2 separate regions of the Mus musculus genome follow, and region 1 is linked to region 2. A link is a loop called in an ENCODE intact Hi-C map of the cell type or tissue named here. Cell type or tissue: heart. All regions are shown on one strand. Region 1 overlaps Nav2 (neuron navigator 2). Region 2 overlaps Nav2 (neuron navigator 2).

The links. A loop is a pair of places that touch in the nucleus more often than their neighbours do. Peaks named below come from ENCODE experiments on the same cell type or tissue, not always from the same donor. Only the 100,000 strongest peaks of a DNase experiment are listed, where the experiment ranks them.
Region 1: a loop joins it to region 2, with 2.1 times the contacts of the local background. A loop is called at or near these places in 1 of 42 quality-filtered maps.

Annotation. Positions count from the first base shown.
Region 1 is chr7:49,295,901-49,299,900 of GRCm38, reverse strand. The region is part of intron 1 of Nav2 (neuron navigator 2); the gene reads right to left. Among named protein-coding and RNA genes, the nearest start is that of Nav2, 52 kb to the right of the region's middle. In heart, no CTCF peak of the experiment used is centred here; no DNase peak of the experiment used is centred here; H3K27ac peaks cover 1,563 bases.
Region 2 is chr7:49,360,999-49,364,998 of GRCm38, reverse strand. It overlaps Nav2 (neuron navigator 2), which reads right to left. Exons shown (of 39, transcript NM_175272.3): 2 at 2,784-2,901. Among named protein-coding and RNA genes, the nearest start is that of Gm51448, 12 kb to the right of the region's middle. In heart, no CTCF peak of the experiment used is centred here; no DNase peak of the experiment used is centred here.

The sequences.
Region 1 (4,000 bases), 65 kb after region 2:
AATAAATGACACCTCCCTAGCAAATGCTGGGCCAGCAAGGGACAGTCCTTCAGCTCCCTGCCTGTCTCCTGAGATGAAGTCAATGCAAAACCTCTCCTGCCCACACATTAAATGCCACCACCTACCCTCTTCCCCAACAGGGCTGCTGGAGTCACTTCCTGCTCGCCACACCATCCAGACCCTCTTCTCTTGCAGTGGCAGGAAGTTAGGCAGTGACAGAATTTCTAAGAGGACAGTATATTCCACCCCCCCCCCCCCCATTTTGAAGCCCTGGACTGCTTTCTCTTCTGAACTAGGCTGCGTGTTCTCATGCATCCATGAAAGTGCCCAGGCTGTTCCCTCATCCTGTGCATGGCTGTTCCTGACAGTCACTGCCCTGCCAAATGGTATAGCTGTGACTTTTCAGATCTAGGACAAAGTTAACTCTGTTGGTGGAGTTCTTTCAGGTCCTTCTTCCCATTGGAACTGCCCATCCCTCCTCTGTGGTCCTCACTAATTCCTCTACCTGCCAATGTAGACAGTGTTGACACCATCACCTCTGGGTGATACAGTCCCTCTGAACAAATTCTCTATCTTACCCAAGTGTACACTCAAGTGCCCGACTTGCCATTAGCGAGGTTAGACAGAACCAGAGAGTCCAGAGTGGAGAGGCTGAAGGACACTTAAAGATCACCCCATTTTATTTCCTAATTTTCTGGAGGAATCTGGACCCCTTGTATAGGAGTCCTTTCATGGTATCATAAAAAGGTACTAGAGATAAACTCAAGTACAGGGAGGCTGGAAGTGCTGGGCCAGATAGCATCCAGGGTGGCCAGGTAGGATGCATCAAATCCACACAACCATGAGGTCTGCAGCCTCACCATGTGCTGGGCACCCAGAACCCAGGCATTTCACAGGGGCTAGAAAGCAAGGCTGGAGAGTAAGCCTGTGTCTTATGTCTCTCCGGACCTACTGCTGTTTTGAGCACAGTCTGTGTTTTGAGAAGAGTCTGGGGATGACGGAATGATTGACTGAAGACTCACTTGATAGCTCTGGTGTAGGGGCTCTGTTTTGGCTTATTGGAGGCTGACAGATCTCCCCAGAGCAGGGCAGCATACTTCTCAGCCAATCTCAGAGTTGCTAGGTACCCCTGGTATTTATTTGCTCAATTCCACACCTCAGGCCTCAAGGCTCCTTCACGACCCTCCCCCGCCATCACTTCAAGGAAGCAGATAAGGCTTGAAGTTGTGCAATCTCAGGGTGACCTCTGACCCCACTTTGAAGGGCCCCTGTGTGGCCAGGCCTCCCTCCCCCCACTGGCCAGGAGTGAAACTCCTAGCTCCGACCTAGCTAAAGGTCAGGGCTGATGACCTTCGGGAAGTGGCTTAAGGACTTAGTTTAGCTTTCTCTGCCCACTCAAGTGAACCAGAGGTTCATGTAGGGCAAAGGTAACTGGCTGAAGGAAGAACTATGAGCCCTGACATGGCAGTGTGGGCCCAGAAGCCTGGGAAGCTCTCGCTGAAGCATGTAGGGTTGCCAATTTACAACTGACAGCAGCCCAAGCATGGCTTGTTCCGAACAATTTTCAGAATTATTGCTTGGAAAGGAATTGCCGTCTTGGAGTCCTCTGGAGTTGTGTTGGGTTGCTGGGCTCTGTTTTCTGTGGCTACGGTTTAAAAGGGGAGAGGATGGGGTGGCTGTTGATTAGGTATTCACTACAGATCTGCCTTTTCACTCTTGGCCAGATCTGGTTCTCAGGGATGAGGATTGGAGGTTTAAGAAGCAGCCTCTCTTCCAGAGGGATGCTTATGGTCAACGCTTCCTGGAAACTGTTGGGGGACAAGCCCAGCCCAGCATAGCCCTGTGAGCCTTGGCTGTAGGGAATGCACGGACTTCTCGCCCAAAGAGTTTGTGGCTGAGCAGCTAAGCACTCACAGTGGAGAGGAAGTAGAAACGAGTGCCTGGTGGAGGTGTGGGAAGCCTCCCCTGGGACGAAGCAGTCGGTAGGTAAGCTAGTTACATTTCTCTCCAGCACCCTTTCCTTCCAGGAGGTAGACAACACACATATGCATGCACACATGCAGACACATGCACATGCATACTCATACACACACTCGGGCACCCACACATGCATACACACACACACACACACACACACACACACACACACACACACACACACACACACACACAAGTGTACACAACCTGCTCTTAGGGTTTTTTTTCTTCCCCAGCCCAGGAGAGGGTGCTACAGATAGAGCTGGCACCTGGGTCTGAGCCTCAGGACACAAGCTGAAGATAAACAAGAAGAAAGAGACATGGTCTCAGACAGGGGGACTTCCTGTATGGAAATCAAGAGAGATGACCCACCCTGGAAATCCCAGAACCAAGTCTGTTGTTCAGCAAAGGCTACCTCTCGGGTGCAGCTGCTGCCTGCCTTTCGCTTGCCCATCGGCCCCTGAAATGGGGCTGGTCATTGTTAGCACTGCTGGCTTGGCCTGGGCCTTTTTAGGCAGTCCTCAGTTCCCACATCAGAGCTAGAGAATAGCTCCCCAGAGTCAGCTCAGCCTTCACTGCAGCCTGTCCCTCCCCACAACTTCCTCCTGGTCATGTTCCAGTGAACATGAACACCAAGAACTCACCACAGCCCACTTTTGTGTTTGCCAAGGCCTTGTCAGGTCAGCTACCCTGGCAACTATTCTTTTTTCTTTTTCTTTCTTTTTTTTTAAAATGTTTTCATGTGTGCATGCTATGTGGATGTGTATGCACATTTGGAGCAGCATATGGAGGTCAGAGAGCAACCTTGGGTGCTGGATAGAGGTCTTCCACCTTGCTTTATATAGGGTCTTTTGTTTGCTGCTGGGTTTGCCAGGCTAGCTGGCCTGTGGGTCTCTGGGGAGTTCTCCTATCCCCACCTGCCATCTTGACAAAGGAATGCTACCCAACATTTTTAAGAATGAAAAAATTACATTTTATGGGTTGAGTATGGTGGTGTATACCTTTAATGCTAGCACTTAGGAGACAAGGGCCAGCCTTGTCTACAAAAGTTCCATGCTAGCCAGGGCTAAGTACTCAGACTCCATCTCCACAAAAATGTTCTGCAGGGAGAGAAAGCAGCTATCAACAGTTAAACATGGGCCAACAAGATGGCTCAGGGAGTAAATGCACTTGCTACCATGTACACAGTACATTCATTCATTAATTAATTTAAAAATTTTTGAAAAAAAAAATCAATTGAAGGCTGGAGGATGGCCTGGTGGTTAAGAGTACTGGCTGTTTTTCCAGAGGACCCGAGTTCAGATCCCAAGCACACATGTGGTGGCTCCTGTGGGTGCCACCTGTAACCCCAGTTTTGGAGGCTCTGGTGCTCTCTTCTGTCCTCCACAGGTACTAGGCACGCATATGCTCCAAGTTACATACATACAGGCCAACAGTCATACACATAAGATTAAAATAAACAAATATTCAAAAAAGTTGAGTGCCTTTCTCAGAGTCACACAGCTACAAAGAGAGCCCTCCTGTGTTCCTAATTCATCTGGCTGCAGGGCCTTCCTCTTAGCCCCTGAAGTTCTGACTCTGTTCAGCACACACCACTGTCATCACATAGACCAAGGGTCCATACATAAACAACCCAGACCACAAATGTGGTCAGCTGCACGGTTTGGGACAAGTAAGAACTGCCACCCTGTCTGGTGGCTTTGCCATCATGGTCTTTAATGATTGACGCTCATAGAGAAACTCCATCAGAGGGTCAAGATTCATCCTCTGGCCTTGCAATACCACCTATCCTAGCCCTGTGACCTGGGGCAAGCCCTGGCCTCGAGGTGGCTCAGTCTCCTCTGTCTCAGGAGCAAGGCCATTCTCAGCTCTCCATCTGTTCTAAAAAGCCGGGAAGACCACGTGCCAGAGTCTTAGAAACCATGAACTCTTAACGCTAGTTCCTCAAAGGTGGCTGGAGGAAGAAGCTAAGCCTGCCCAACAGCTCACCATGTGTCTTAACTGTGCAGGACTTCAGGTAGCC
Region 2 (4,000 bases):
GACAGCACACATCCTACCATGAGCCTCTTCTGAGTCTGTGGTGGGCATGATGAATCAGCCCTGACACTCGACATCATCTTCCTTTGCCTACTGCTCTAGACAGCTGCTACCGAGTGCTATCCCGGAGCACATCAAACTCACATATTTCTTATTTGATCTCCAACTTTCCTTTCACGAAGCACCCATAAAGAAAAACACGGTTAGCTGACCCACTTTCAAGTCAGAAAAACAGCTGGGGAGATGGCTCAGTCAGGAAAGTACGTGCCGTGCCAATATAAGGACCTGAGCTCAGATCTGCTGAACCCACATAAAAAGCAGGCACAGCAGTGCACGCCTGTGACACCAGAACGGGAGAGCAGACAGGTGGAAGCTCATTGGCCAGGGATCAATGAGATGGCCCTGTCTCAAAAAATAGAGATGGGTGAGGCAACAGAGATGGTTCTGTGGTTGAGAATACTTGCTGCTCTTGCAGAAAAGGTTCCTGAGTTTGGTTCCCAGCCCCATTTCAGCTGGCTTACAATTCCAGTGCCCTCTTCTGGCCTCAGGGAGCACCGCATTCACATGTATAAATATGCATACACACACACATAAGTAAAACTAATAACATAAAATCTTCAAATAGAGTAAACAAAGGTGGAGGGTAATTAAGGAAGGTACCCCATATCAACCTCTGGCCTCCACACATGTATATGTACATATACACATACACTCACCCCATGCACTGTTGTACACACCCAATGCTAACAAGCATACACACACAGGGGAGAGGGGAGTGGGAAATAGAGGTAACAGAAGCAGAGTGAGGAAGGAGCCTGTGAGGCATGGAGCAAGGCAGAGAAAGACTCCTCAGTATTATCCTTTTCCATTTTCTCTCTTACTGATAGATGAAACTGGGGGGGGGGGGGGCGGGCTCCCAGCAGAATCACACCCCTAGATATGCTTCAAGGAGGCTCAGGGCCAGCCACAAGCCTGCTGACAGGACCTCAAAGCTCAGATCAGGCACAGGTCAGAACTTCAACAAAGATGAAGGCAAGGTGGAAGCATAGCCTCCAAGGCTGTGAGCCTAGCCCAGCCCTCTCTCCATCCCCAGCGAGCCACAGAGGTGCGCCAAGGTAAGAAGTCTCACATAGGCTCCTGGGCCTCATGGAGCCTCCCTTTCCCCATTGGCAAAATGGGAAATCTACTACCCACTTCCTAGGGGCAGAGGAATCTAAATGAGCAAAGCTTCTCAAAGACTGTGGCGTGTGCAGTGATGAAGAGCAGAAGGAAGGGGGGGGGGCGGGATTGAAGGAGAAGTAGCACAACTCCGTTTAGGTGTCCTCCCATGAGGTACGTGGTGGTACCTACGCCTAGTACAGTCCTCTCCCCAAGGGTGGGCAGAACCTGCAACTCCGACATTACGTAAGAGAGTTCGTCTCACTGGGACGACTGCTCCTGAGCTGGTGCTGAAGGGTCAGGATTCCTATACGGCAAGAAGCTCTAAGAGCAGCTGCTCAGAGGTGAGGGTCATCTCCAGCTGGTTGCCAGCAAGACTCAGCACGCAGAGTCCCCCAGTGACGAGGACATGAGTTCCACCAGTAACCGAAGCAAGCATGAACGCCAACCCTTTCCCAGCGAGACCCTACATGAGGATGCGGGCCTCGAACATGATCAGGGCCTGACCTAGGTGATGTGTGGAAGCTGTGAGATAATAAAAGCATGTTTTAAATGGCTGCCTTTGTGGCAGGAGCAAAGCAGTCATGGAAGAAGGGGAAAGAAGAAATCAGTCTCAGAAATCAATGGCAAGGTAGAGGGGAACCTTCTTTCTCTGTCAGCCGCAATCCCCACTTTCAGCCTAGGCCCCACTGCTTGCGTTTCTGTGGGTCTCCCTGCAGAACACTAGCACGGCTTAACCTCTGAAATCCACTCACTTCTCCTGGCTGAAAGGAAAGCGGCTTTTGCACAATAAGTGGAGGAGCTGGGGCCCGGTCCTTGTCCTGGACCTTCTTCTCTGGCATTAGCGGGCTGCTACAGTTGACAATGGCAACCATCAACTGGATAATGTACACCAACAGATCTCCACAGCTCTGACTCTCAGACAGGGCTGCATACCAGAGACAGTGAAATGGCCAGGATCCACCCACTGGTCCACCCACCCCTCCCAGCTCAGGTCTAAGGCGCAAATATCCCAATGGCTCAAGCTCTTTTGCCCTGGTATTAAAACCAGAAACCACCAGAGACCATCTCTGGAGCCTTTGATTTCCTCAGCCCCTGTCAGAGTTGGCAGGATTAAACAGCCCTGTGTTCTCTTTTCCTTTTTGAAGCATGCCCAAAGTCTTCTAAAAAGAACTATGCGAGTTAAGGAAAGAGAGTCAGGCAGGAGGCAGGACACAGGTAGAGAGTCCATCTCAAAGCCCCAGTTTCCCGCTCTGGCCCTGGGATGGCTAAGGCAGCTCTGCCATGACTTTTCTTCTTTTGAGAGCATGGGCTGGCCTTAAACTTACTATGTAGCCGAGAATGGCCTTGACTGGCTGATCCTGCCTCCAGATTGTGAATCATCATACTGGGTTTATACAGTACTGGGGACGGAACCTGGGGCTTGCATTCTAGTTGAGCATTCTACACCCACAGCCCTGCTGAGTTTTAATGGAAACAGTTCTAAACTGCTGGGCTCCTCACAATCAGAATCAAAAGGAAGTCAAGAGGATGGGCGACATGTCTGGTAGAGACGTCAGGGTTCGCATTCCCTGGGCTGCCTCTGCTGTACCTCACTAGCTAGCTCCCAGAGGGAAAGATGGGCTTACCTACAACCTGGATGATCTGGGCCAGGAGCACGCCATCGGTCACATCTTGCTGGAGGTCCTTGATGAGGCGTTTGTGGCCGGATTTAGCGAGGTAATGATTGGCCCAATCCGTGTAGATCTACAAAGAAAGCACACAGGCAACTTCAGGAATCTGGGCAGAGCCCACTTCAGGGTCAGAGGCAACTGCTGGGACCTATGCTTGGGTACCCCAGTCACTTTCCTGCAGGCACTGGCAAGGGAGCTGCCAGAACCATTAATATTCAGTGCATTGTGCTGGCTAGGCATTCAGCTAGCTTGCAACGGTCCAGTCTACTGAGAAAACTGTGAAAGAAAAGCTAAAAAGAGCGTCAAAACATGCACAGACCTGAATAGGCCAGGGGACAAGGAACTAATAGTTTGTCCAGACGGCTTTGAGACGCTGCAGCTCTGAACACAAGTGAGGCCTCTCCTAGCCCGTCACAGCTTTTTCACTTTATGGAGAAAACGTATGGGGAGTTTGCCACCCAATAGGCATCTTTGGATGGGCCATTTAAGGCAAAGAGGGCTATTGAGTGGGCAGAGTTCTCAAGAGCCTGGCTCCCTTGTAAAGCAGCCAAGAGGGAAGCACAGAGTCCTGCTATCACACACGTGGAAGTAGAGCTAACTATGGCCTCGCCATCATTGAAATTTTAACTAGGTTAATTAAAAGCCAGCCACCATTTTTACTGTCAAGATTCTACAAATAGGGAGCCGGTGAAATGGCTCAGTGGTTAAGAACAATGGCTGCTCTTCCAGAGGTTCTGAGTTCAATTCTCAGCTACCACCTAGTGGCTCACAATCATCTCTAATGGGGTCTGACGCCCTCTTCTGTCATGCAGGCATACATGCAAATACAGCACTCATATACATTAAATCAATCAATCAATCTAAAAAGAGAGAGAGAGAGAGAGAATCTACAAATAAAACCTAGCCAATTCTAATACATGTTGTGGGACCTCTTTCCCTAGAGAGACAAATGTTTTAAACTTTATAAAGGACCAGCTACAAACGGATGATTGTACCAAGGTCTAACTTGGGGAACTGATGAATTTATTTCTTAGGGAGAACTGGTAACCTCCAAGCTGCCACAACTCTGAAATGGCTCGTCCCAGCACGATGACCACTTGCCGCAAAGATGGCCTTTCTCCTTCAATGATCTTTCCAGAGACTATAGACTTTAGCACCTCCCTTGGTCCAGG